Linked DNA regions of Homo sapiens: all the other regions are linked to region 2. The links are chromatin contacts, found by Hi-C or POLR2A ChIA-PET in ENCODE. All regions are on one chromosome and are shown on one strand. Each heading gives the region's core, a stretch centred on a gene start or an enhancer-like site at or near the end of the contact. The rest is flanking DNA. Distances are from core to core; before and after follow the strand shown.

Region 1 (3,534 bases), core at 449-2,948, 52 kb before region 2:
AGGTAATACTGTATGCATCCTATTTTATAATTGGCTGCCTTTATCTTAATAATAAAAGCAAGCATCACATTTTTAATAACTGTGTAATAGCTAATCCTATGAACACATCATACTTGGTAGATATTATTATGATTAAAGAATTTAGTTTTGTCCCAACTTTTCACTATTATAACATATTGTAATGCACTTCTTTTGTACACATATTTTAAAACACTCATTGGACTCTTCCTTAGGAAAAAGTAGATTTGCTGTGTCAAAAGTTACTATTCCTCTCTCTCACCCCTTTTAAAAATTGCTGTATTTTTCTGGTTTTAAAGGAAACATAAGCTCACAGCAAAAAACAAAAGTCAGAAAATAAAGACAAAGAAAACAAAATAGACAATCTGTTATTTAGTGGTATAAACACCACTATCGGGAACGTGTGTTATTTACATTTCTGTTCCCTCTCCCCTCCCCTCCCCTCCCCTTCCATCCACTCTCTTGTACAGGGTCTCACTCTGTCGCCCAGGCTGGAGTACAGTGGTGTGATTTCAGCTCACTGCAGCCTCAGTCTACCAGGTTCAAGTGATCCTCCTACCTCAGCCTCCTAAGTAGCTGGGATTACAGGCATGTACCACCACACCCAACTAATTTTTGTATTTTTGTAGAGACATGGTGTCACCATGTTGCCCAGGCTGGTCTTGAACTCCTGGGCTCAAGCGATCCTCCCACCTCGGCCTCCCAAAGTGCTAGGATTACAGGCATGAGCCAGTGCACCTGGCCCTGTCCTTATTTCTTTAGCAAAAATTTCCCAAGAGAAGAATTGCTGGGATAATGCACATTTAAATTTTTGATAGACATTCCCAAATATTATACCTGTTTTTGAGACCTTTAATTCCTGTTGTCAAATTGCCCTATATATGGAGTAATAAACACGATTTAAAGAAATGAGGACTAAAAAAAGATTATATATAACCCAACATAAAGGCAACCTCTTAGGCGTTGACAGAAACTGACAACTTTTTATCTGTGGGTGCGATCCATTATAAGTAACCTGAGCACCTTATTTTTTCTTTTTAAACTCTAGGTAGGATACCCGAGGTCCACAAATTTTTCATAAGAAATATTTTTTCTCTGCCCTATGAGATTTTAAAAAATATTATACTGCTTCAATTGCATCAAAAGAAATGGACCCTAATATCTATGATGAAGGATTTGGAGTTAGAAGACCTGAGTTTCAATTTTGGCATGGCTGTTTGTCTAGCTCTGTGATCTTGGACAGGTCAATTGACTTGTCTTAATCTTCTCATCCATTTAGTGGAGACAGCACCACTATTCACAGGACTATTGTCAGAATTACGAGACAATAGCATAGGTGAAAATATAAAGTACTTTGTAAACTAAAATGTTACACGGATAAGCTGATATCATTGGTAGCAAGAGCAACACTATTCCGAAGTTTTTGTGGTGTAGTTCCCTCTGATTATTCTTCATATTACAGGTCAATCAATTGGGTAGACATCCTCTTAAACCTCTGTTCCTCTTTTCTTCTTAAAACACTGAGATCTCTTCATCTGAAATAAAAATTTCGAGAGAGTTTATAGATTTGTAGTCTTGGATCCTGGAGAGAAGAGACATGTATTCCTGTATACACCCAGATCATTAATCCTACTTTTAATTCTACTCCAAACCTTGTACCACATCATTTCCTACTGCCAGGCTGGAGTGAGTAATGACAACCTTTTGGCAGATCAAATTTCAGTTTTAGAATTCAGGAAGCAAAGCTGTGTCCTGGCCTTTCTTTCTTCTTTTTAAATTATAGCTAAATGTCCTTTTCTGTTTGGGGGCAAGTTACATGCCTGGTTCTGCCAGAGCAAACGAAAACCAGGCACCTTCTCCTGAGCATGTCACTGTCATAAACCCAGGCAGTCTGGTGAGGCAGCTGCTTAAGAAATAATATTCCACCATTAACTGCCCCACCCCTGAAATTAGCATCTTTGGAAGGCATTATCCAAGGTTTTGTTGTTGTTACTGTTTTTGTTTTTCTATTTATTCCTAAAACAAATCTTCATTAAGTTCATCCAGTGCTTCCATTGACCCAGCTGCTTGGAATTCAGTGAACTGTCAACAGAATATAATTTCTTTCAGAATTTGTTATTCTACTGGAACTACACTGCAGTGTCTTTGTGATTGAGTTAGCCACCAGATAACCTTTGCCCTCAATTTTCTAGACTAAAATTGTTTTCTTTGTTGTCCAGAACTTTGAGTTGCCATCTCCCAAGTAACTGTTTAGGATGGAAAACATATTGAGAGCTTGCTATTGAAAAATAATATGAGTCTTGTTGGTAGGATCCATTGTTGAAGGTGAAAGCCCCTTTACTAGGAGGCTGGATCCTTTGATTTTCTGACAGAACATTGGCCAACAGTACTGACACAGTACATTGAAATGTTCACCAACAACCTTAATCCTTTCTTGGGGAAGATAATCTGCAGGGCGGGTTAGTCATGAATTACTCCAGGTTCTCCAAGAGCTAGCATTTTATCGTATTAGCACCAGCAAACAGCATGCTTAGACTACATCAGCTCAGCTATGCATAGCTATGCCTTTAGTGAGCTGCATTTCAGTATCTGGGTTTTGGCTTCTACCAACAATTAGAGGGAGAAATGGCCATCTGGCTTCAGCTGAAATTGCCATTCCTTGTTTCTTAGAGTATTTCATGGAGGGGACTATGCCATAAATTCCTCTTCGAGCTCAGCAGTAGAAAATGGATGGTCCCTCCTGACGAATCCATCTGCTTCCACATTTCAATTTCATTTATGAAATTGAGAATTCATAACCTATCCTGTTTCCTTTTTAGCTTTGGTTTCCTAAAGCTTGAAGCCAAAATTAGTGCTTCATTACAATAACTCTCATCTCTGTTTCCTGGTAGTTGCCTCCCCTTTCTTCCATGTGGATTAGCTCTTTTTTTCTTTATTTCAACTATCCTGCTCTTGTGATTATTTTGAGCCATTTTAAATCCATTATGGAAGTAGGTAGAGTCCAGATTATAAATAAAATGGTATCACTTATATTATTGTCACAGTCACATTATTGGTTCATCTTTGGTGTTAGTCTCCTGCTTCCTTCTGAACTTCTCCTTTGTCCTTTTTGATTCATTCATATTGGGTGGGGATGAAAAACAAGAATGAGTCTCAACAGAAACCCAGCGACATTTTAAAGCCTAAAGTTTTGATGCCTATTGTACAAATATTTTTATCTTCATGTAAATCAAAGGGCCATCACCTGGCTTAGGAATGGCAGGATTAGAGTAATTAGTGGAATTTGTTGCGGTTAAACAGTGGACTCCATAGCCAGGGCCTCCCGTGGAGGCTCCAATGTTGGAATTTATAAAGTGTGTTTTATTTGAATCTTGTGTCTGTGTGTAAAGAATTGCTGTTTTAGGCAGAAACCAAGGCTGATGACTTGGAGAGAATACTCTAACCCCTCAGACACTCTTACATCACTATCCTAAGAACTAATAATGGGTATTAGAGTTGTAAAACTACAGTCTGGCT
Region 2 (3,926 bases), core at 232-2,731:
GCTTGACCTTTTAGTTATTTTCTTTCATCCCTACCGAGGTCTCCAAACTGAGGTCGTGAAAGGTCAGAGTTTTAAAAATATATATCAACTGAATGCTTTTCTTCAGAAAACTGAGCACCTCACTTTCTGGATATTCGCAGAGGTTCCCTGGTCTGCAGTGACCCTTGCCACACATTTCTTCACTATTTTCACTTCATGGTTTAGATGCCCTGGTGATAGTGAGGAACTGTAAATAAGCACGGTCTGAAAGTGTCAGGAGGAGCTCAGATGATCCTGAGCTCTTTGGTCTTTCTCTTGGTTTAGAATTCCTCAAGACCTATTGTAGTGACTTCTTTTACTCGACTCAGAATTCCAGGGCTTTGGTGCTCCTTAAGTCTCAGAAGAAACGCATGGTTATGGTGTCTGTCAACTTGCTGTTTATTGAAATACCTTTTATTGTAATGCACCAAGTAAAGACGAGGTGATGTGGGCACTAACTTAATGATATTACACAAACACACTTAATTGCACTTAGGGAGTTCAGCATGACATTAGTGATTTCATACAGTGAATAAGTCTCTTCTCTTTTGTTTGACAAGTTTTGTTGTCATTTAACAGATTTGCTTCATGGGAGGTAAACTTATACTTTCTAAGGATGAATGAGTGCTTTGCAACTAATGGGTCATATGTTGGAATTTAAACATATTAAAGAGTTAATTCATTTCAAGAACTTACTAGTAAATATGCACTACCCACAAGAGATTTTTAGAATAACCTCTTTTGAATGATTAATATTTATATGTAATCATGTGCATATTTTATTTGAGATTTTCAGGGTATAAATGTCGATGCAATTTCCTTTAATAAAGGAATGATATATATGAGCCAAAGTAGTGATGTATTCATCATAGATAACGTCTCACTGATTTCCATTTGCCCCCGAAGGCATCCCAAATTTGGAAGGGCCATTGTTGTTTCATCATAGACTCCTTGGCCATGACTCTTATATAGACATCTGAGGAAATGCTGTGGCAAGTTTCTTGTACCTACTTTGGTAATTGTAAACCATCCAGGACCGTATCCTTTAGGTTTAATTTATCTTGCTCCTCTTTGCCCCTCTTTTCCAAGGGAGGGTTTAGAAGATGAATTATACTCAAGAGTTAGTGTTTCTCCAGAAGATCAGACCACAAGTTGTAGAAAGCACACCAGAACTTTGCACTTCTGCCCTTTATCTTAATTCCTAGCCCATGCTTAAGCCTTTTAGGATCTATCTACATCCACCTCACATAACCATCTAGAATTCTCCCAAAATCTTGTTTCAGTAGCCTGGGAATCATGGCAGTTATATCTGCATTTGTGTGTTTCCTGGCCATATAGTAAAAATGGCAAAAGAGATTTATATGGTCAAATCCCTAGCCTTTCCATTCCTTTGCTTTATAAATGAATAACAGTGATCTAAAAGCGAAAGAATGTAGCTAACCAGTGTCATTTGGGATCTTCTGAAGTAGTACGGAAACTCCACATTCTTCAGACCAACTTGCGGCATGCCAGCACATTCCTCTCCGATGAGGTGGAGGAATACTGGTGGCTGGCCTGGGACTTGTAGGACTGGGGCGGGGAGCTGCTGTTTAAAAATACATTTAATTATATTCCTTCTCTGCAGTAACATTGATACCATTTTTAGCCCATTACAAATACTGTGATTTTCATTTAAATCACGTCCATTATCTTATTGACCTAGTTTTTATTTTGTAATCAAAATGTTCTATTTCTGGATAGCCTCACCCAGAATCTTTTTTTTTTTAAAGGTTACAGACCCTTTGTGCAGTTTTTTCCTTTCGTATCTGCGTACAGATGGGCTGCATCTGTGTTCACACAGCAGAAAATGGTACTATATTGTTCCCTTTAAGAGTGTGGGTTTTCTCTACTTAATCTCGGACTCTTCATGGAGACACAGCTGGCAAGATGCCACGAGACCTCGCATTTGGTAACTGTTTTGGTGAATGGATATTGGGAGAGTTAAGTAATCCTATTTCTATTCGAAATGAGAATCCTGATTCTCTTCTTCCATTTTTGCTCTTTCTCTGTTCGTCTGCTAGTTCCCTCTGTGAGCCTTCTCTTTCCTCCCCGCCTCTCCAGCCGTCCACTATGAACCTCACGTAGCCCTGTCTTCATTCATGCCCTCTCGGGTGCTCCCTGCTGCTTGTAAGATCCCACTTATTTCTGGCCTTTGCTTTTTCTACATTTCTTTCTCTCCTGTTTCCTTCTTTCCCTCTTACCTTCTCTTCCTTGCTGTCAGCCATGTATTTCTGCACTCTGGTTGGAAGCTCACCCTGCAAAGAACACCCCGGAGGTGTTTCCAGGGCTCAGCTGTTTTTCACTCATGTCTAGGCAGGGCCTTGAGGCCCCTGAGGAACTTTCAACTTTGCCCTCAAGACTTCCTCTTAATATTATTATTATTATTATTATTATTATTATTATTATTATTATTATTATTATTTGAGGCAGAGTCTCGCCCTGTCACCCAGGGTGGAGTGCAGTGGCGTGATGATCTCTGCTCACTGCAACCTCCATCTCCCGGGTTCAAGCAATTCTTCTGCCTCAGCCTCCTGAGTAGCTGGGATTACAGGTGTGCGCCCTGACGCCCAGATAATTTTTGTATTTTTAGTAGAGACAGGATTTCACGATGTTGGCCAGGCTGGTCTTGAACTCCTGACCTCAAGTGATCCACCCACCTTGACCTCCCAAAGTGCTGGGACTACACACATGAGCCACCGTGCCTAGCCTCTCAATATTGTTTTTCACTGTCCTTCTTGACACATGAAAATAGGCTGTGCTTCTCTTGAGGCAATAATTGGATCAGAATTTTAGGATTTTTGCATGACCAGCCATTTTATTTTGTAGGCGAGGAAGCAGAAGACCTGAGAATGACTTCCCCTAAGATTCTGAGGCAATGGAGTGGCAGGACCAAGTCAGCCACCCCATCTTCCCCTTCCCACTATGTGGTTCTCCTCTTACTGCCCTCTGTCTTAGCCGGGGAATCTTACAGATGTTGCATCTGGTGCTTCCTGGTGTTCATTTCTTCCAACCACCATTTGCCCTTGCAAATACCATTCGGTATGAAAGTATTTTAGAGCAACTGAGTCTTCAGTGTGTCACTTTATTGCCAAAAGAAGACACAAACGATGGAGTACAATGGTAGGAGTCTCCGGCTGGGTTCTCAGGGATTTTCTCAGGAATTATGTTTTGCTCCAAGTCGTTTCAGTTGACGTATTCATTCCTCAGAACCGGTAGATGACTATGACATATAATACCCAAGCTTGAGCTCTTTCCTGTCTAACTGGAGTCTCCCTTTTAATCAGGAAACCACATTTAAAGCTGTGTCCTGAACTCTGCCCAGCATGTCAGCTTGGCCAGGAAGGACAGGGAATTCCTACTGGTAGTAGCCACTGGGGACTGAGGGAGTCACGGGAGGTCAGATGGGAGCTTAGCAAGAAAGACAGCAGCAGCACAGGGTACATTCAGGCTGCTAGGATTGTCTTTTTGTTTGCGAAACTCCCTCCCTGGTTGAGGTCAGGAAAAACCTAGGATAGCAACCCCCTGGGCCGGTGACCCCACACTAGGATTTTGTGATCTAACCATTTAAAAAAAATTGTTTTTAATTGAGGAGGTTTAACATAGTGTTTAGCTTTGATCTTGAGAAGTAAGGATATTAAAAACAGCAATGTTGAGATTGTCATGTAATGTTACAGTCCTTTCATGAAAGAACAGGCACTTCAGAATCAGAAGTAGGAAGAATAAAATCTCAGAATGAAGGCTAGTCCTCTATTCTGTACACACGTAGCTTCAGGAAAAACTTGTACTGTGTTATCCAGATATTTCCTATTTAGCCACAGGTCAGCAAAAATTCTATCACAGAAGCAGTGTTGGTCTGTGATACTTGGGAA
Region 3 (3,515 bases), core at 972-3,471, 60 kb after region 2:
ATCCTCATAACCTCATGATGGTGGGTATTATTGTTATCCCCATTTAACAGCTAAGGGAACTGGAGCACAGAAAGGTTAGGTAATGTGACCAACATCACAGACCTACTAAGTAGTTCAGCTGGGATGTGAACCTAGGCAGTGAGGCCCCTGGAAATCGATGTTATTACTTGCCTCTCCCTCCTAATCCTATCCTCAGAATTTGAATGAGTAGCTAGTAGACTCTTGCTTTTCTCTGACCCTGGATTTGGCCCCATACAGACCCTCCAGCTTCCGTGGTCTCCACAGCCCACAGGTATGAGACCCTGCCTGAATTGCCCCATCTCTGTGACTCTCTGAAGCAGGGAGCAGTCTTTGCACCGATCCACACAACTCGGTGTCAGCTCTTAGCATTTTGTGTCAGTTTTTGGTCGCCATGTTCACCTATCCTTCCCGACTGTGAGCTCCTTGGGGATAGGGGTTGTATCTTCTTTATCCGTATTTCCCAGCACCTGGGATAATGTGTGGCTCAAAAAGTCACAGAAATTTTGGAAATGTCAAATTCCTGGCACAGATTCAGCTGCAGTGGCAGAGCACCTTGTTGGACGATGGCCGTCTCTTGCTAAGCCCAGATGTGGCCTCTGAATCATCCTCAATATGCCCCTCTAGGCAACCACTATAATTCAATAAGAGATGGCATGTGAGCTGAAGCTTGTCTGCCCACCCTGCCATAAATGTTTGCTGAACAGTAGGGACTTAATAAATTCCTGAGCTCACTAGGCACATGTTCATGAAAATAATGAATTTCCAAAATAAACAAGAAAATGTCCCTAGGAATTCACTAAATATTTGGTGATAATATTGATCATTTAGCCTTCTGTCATAATCACCTTAGTGACATTTATTGTTACTCTTGCTCCTTTTTGACTTATTTGACCAAATCAGTTTCAATACTAACAGACTTTTAAAAACATACCTTGATTATAGAGATAGTTACATGAATTTATACATGTGATGAACTGCCATAGTTACAAATGTATACCCAAAAAAACTAGTGATCGTAAAAACAGCTGAGATCTGAATAAGGCCTGTAGTCTAGTTAGTTGTATTGCATTAATGTCAAGCTTCTGATTTTGATAATGCACTATTGATACGTAAGATGTCACCTTGGGGGAAGCTGGGTGATGGGTACATGAGACGTCTCTGGGTAGTATTTCTGCAATTTCTTGTAAATCTATAATTACGTCAAAATTAAAAGTTAAAAAACAAAAATTACTTGGGATATTCAGTGCCTGGATTTTGGAGGGGTTCGGGGGAGGACATTGGTTTGGTCCTTGTTCTTGGTCTTCCTGAGGGGTAGAGGAAGTCCTTGCATTTATGGAAAGGATGGCTGCTAGGCCTCATAGAGCCAACATCTGAAACTAAACAACTTCTGCAAGCAAAGTGGAGGACGAGTAGGAGTGAATCTCAGGGAAAGTGGCTCCCTTAGGAGCCCCTGATCTGCTACGGGAAAAAAACCTCCATTTCTCTCAGCCCCTAATGCGGCAAGAGTCAGCGATTTCAAAGGTACTTGTTTTGCTCATGAAGTCCTTCCTCTTCCTTTTGCCCTTCACCTTTTTTCACAAGGCCACAAACCGCTTCAAGTGCATTTCAGTCAGCCTGTGAGAACCATCAGAACACAGATATTCAAGAGAGGGAGAGACACCAGGCAGCTCAGCTCTAGATGGGTCTGGCAAGGAAAGAGGCCTTTGCAAATGGCCTCTTGGAACCTAAAAAGGAAGGGTGAAGCCTGGGGACCCTGATTCTATCTTGCAGGCTGCAGGTCATCCCCACCCAAAGCCTTTGGAGCCACTGTTGTAGTCTGGAGTTCCTTTGAAATCTTTCATGGAATTATTTTGCCTTTTACCAGCAGACTTTCTTTCTCGGTGGAAAATTTCTTCCTCCCAAAAATCTAGCCAACCTGGCATGTAACTGAAAAATTCCATTATTTCCTTAACCCCTCATTTGCTCTTCAAAGAGGTAACTAATGAAAGAGTTGGTTTGCTTTCTTTGAGAAGCATTTATAACAGCTGGCATGGTATATTTTTAGCTTTAGCTTCCTTCCCCTTTGGGGGAAACTTTTTTTAGTATGGCACTGGCCTTCCTAATACATACTACATTGTAAACATGACTCAGTGATATCTCAGAGGACTCGATGTTGCCACCGGCTGATCCTTCTCCTGTTTCCAAGAGTCCAGGGTTTTTACCGGACTGTGTTTTTCCTCATCATGCCTAGTGTCTGTTTTCCAAGGCTTGGGGAGGAATGATCAGAAAAATGCTGTAGTGGGCGAGAAGCCTGCTAGTTGATCATGTGTTGGAGATCCCTCTGCCTGGAAAAAGCCAGAGACCTCCATGGGCTGCATGCACCTTGGGTCATGAGGCTGTGCTCTCCATCCCCCATCCAGGAAGATTTTTTTAGACTTCAGTGACAGTGAGGGTTATTAAACACTAGATGAGCTACAGAGGAAGACAGTTGTGTTCTCATTCCCCACCAGACTTTAAAAATAGGATGGATTCTGGCTGGAATAAATGGCTTAAGTTGGACTAGCCTGGAAGAGGGGAGGAGGAAAGGGGAGATGAACAGGATGGCTTCTGTAAGACCCTTTTTGAGCCCTGTAGTCTTATGATTTCTGTTATTTCACAAGATTTAGAGTCATAGACTAACTATAGCTGTTCTACAAACAGACAGGAAAACTTTTAAATTTGCATTTACTGATTTTTTTTTCTTTTAAGATTTCCCGAGTAAACTCAGGCTACACTAAAGAAAGATGTCTCATGACTGTAGCTTACACATATCTTTGATATCTTTAATTTCAAAAAATTAAACCTTTGAATTTCACGGTCTTAGGTACCGAGGTGAGGGTAAATGTTAGTGCCATCAACTATTGTCAATCTAGGGTATATTTTCTAACTGTTAAACACTAAATCTCATTCCGGCCATCTCCCATCCCCACCCCAGCTCTCAACATTCTATTAGGTAAAATACATTCTCAGGAAATCTCAGGTATCAGTCAGTTAAGAGCAGGGTGTGGAGATGAGGAAGCCAGGTGAGCAGGGGGCTCCAAAATCTGGAAAATGCTATAAAGGATTTTTGTGGGTTGGAGGAAGGCTAAAACTCCCAACATACTCCAGGGTAGTCATTCCTTGCTAAAACTTTGGACCATTTCCACAGACAAATTCCATGGCTAGAGCTAGACAGTGAAGCCAATGGGAGCACAGGGTTTGCTTTAGAGATTTGTTTCACAGCCAGCCTTTCTGAGATGCATCCTTTTGGAAAAGCCCAGCAAAACCCATATGGAGCTAAAAGATTTATAATGGATTACTTTATGCTTTAGTCTTCTGCTTTGCACAGTAAGACATTGCTATATAAAGGGAATTAATTATAAGGCTGTGAATAGTGTTTGAGAGATTCAAGTTGGTACATAAACAATGAGGCAGTCTTGATTAAGAACAACTTTGAAGTCAGACAAGTTGGTTTTAAAGTCCAGTTTTTCCAATAA

The links. Hi-C counts contacts between places; a loop is a spot of excess contacts on that map. ChIA-PET counts read pairs that join two places held with the same protein, here RNA polymerase II (POLR2A). Pooled maps may share reads with other maps.
Region 1: a loop to region 2 is called in a map of IMR-90, with 4 times the contacts of the local background. The contact joins two enhancer-like sites. A Hi-C loop is called at or near these places in 7 of 168 maps with a recorded cell type or tissue (IMR-90, K562, Right ventricle myocardium inferior and 4 more) and 4 of 50 pooled maps. POLR2A ChIA-PET finds 5 or more read pairs at or near these places in 6 of 52 experiments (A673, AG04450, MCF 10A and 3 more).
Region 3: a pooled map shows a loop between it and region 2 (1.9-fold over the local background). The contact joins two enhancer-like sites. A Hi-C loop is called at or near these places in 3 of 168 maps with a recorded cell type or tissue (endothelial cell of hepatic sinusoid, endothelial cell of umbilical vein and ovary) and 4 of 50 pooled maps. POLR2A ChIA-PET finds 5 or more read pairs at or near these places in 8 of 52 experiments (AG04450, GM10248, HEK293T and 5 more).

What each region holds. Positions count from the first base shown.
Region 1 is chr14:54,598,358-54,601,891 of GRCh38, forward strand. All of the region lies in intron 2 of SAMD4A (sterile alpha motif domain containing 4A), which reads left to right. Among named protein-coding and RNA genes, the nearest start is that of SAMD4A, 33 kb to the left of the region's middle. Within about 2 kb of position 1,699, at least 2 of the 41 ENCODE cell types and tissues checked have a DNase peak (open chromatin) inside an H3K27ac peak, as active enhancers do; they include PC-3, where a contact is called at or near this core.
Region 2 is chr14:54,650,875-54,654,800 of GRCh38, forward strand. All of the region lies in intron 2 of SAMD4A (sterile alpha motif domain containing 4A), which reads left to right. LOC112268133 (a long non-coding RNA gene) reads left to right here. Exons shown (of 2, transcript XR_002957606.2): 2 at 1-3,926. Among named protein-coding and RNA genes, the nearest start is that of SAMD4A-AS1, 35 kb to the right of the region's middle. RefSeq lists enhancers at 1-506, 2,086-2,822. Within about 2 kb of position 1,482, at least 31 of the 41 ENCODE cell types and tissues checked have a DNase peak (open chromatin) inside an H3K27ac peak, as active enhancers do; they include PC-3, endothelial cell of umbilical vein and ovary, where a contact is called at or near this core.
Region 3 is chr14:54,710,375-54,713,889 of GRCh38, forward strand. All of the region lies in intron 3 of SAMD4A (sterile alpha motif domain containing 4A), which reads left to right. Among named protein-coding and RNA genes, the nearest start is that of SAMD4A-AS1, 24 kb to the left of the region's middle. Within about 2 kb of position 2,222, at least 12 of the 41 ENCODE cell types and tissues checked have a DNase peak (open chromatin) inside an H3K27ac peak, as active enhancers do; they include endothelial cell of umbilical vein and ovary, where a contact is called at or near this core.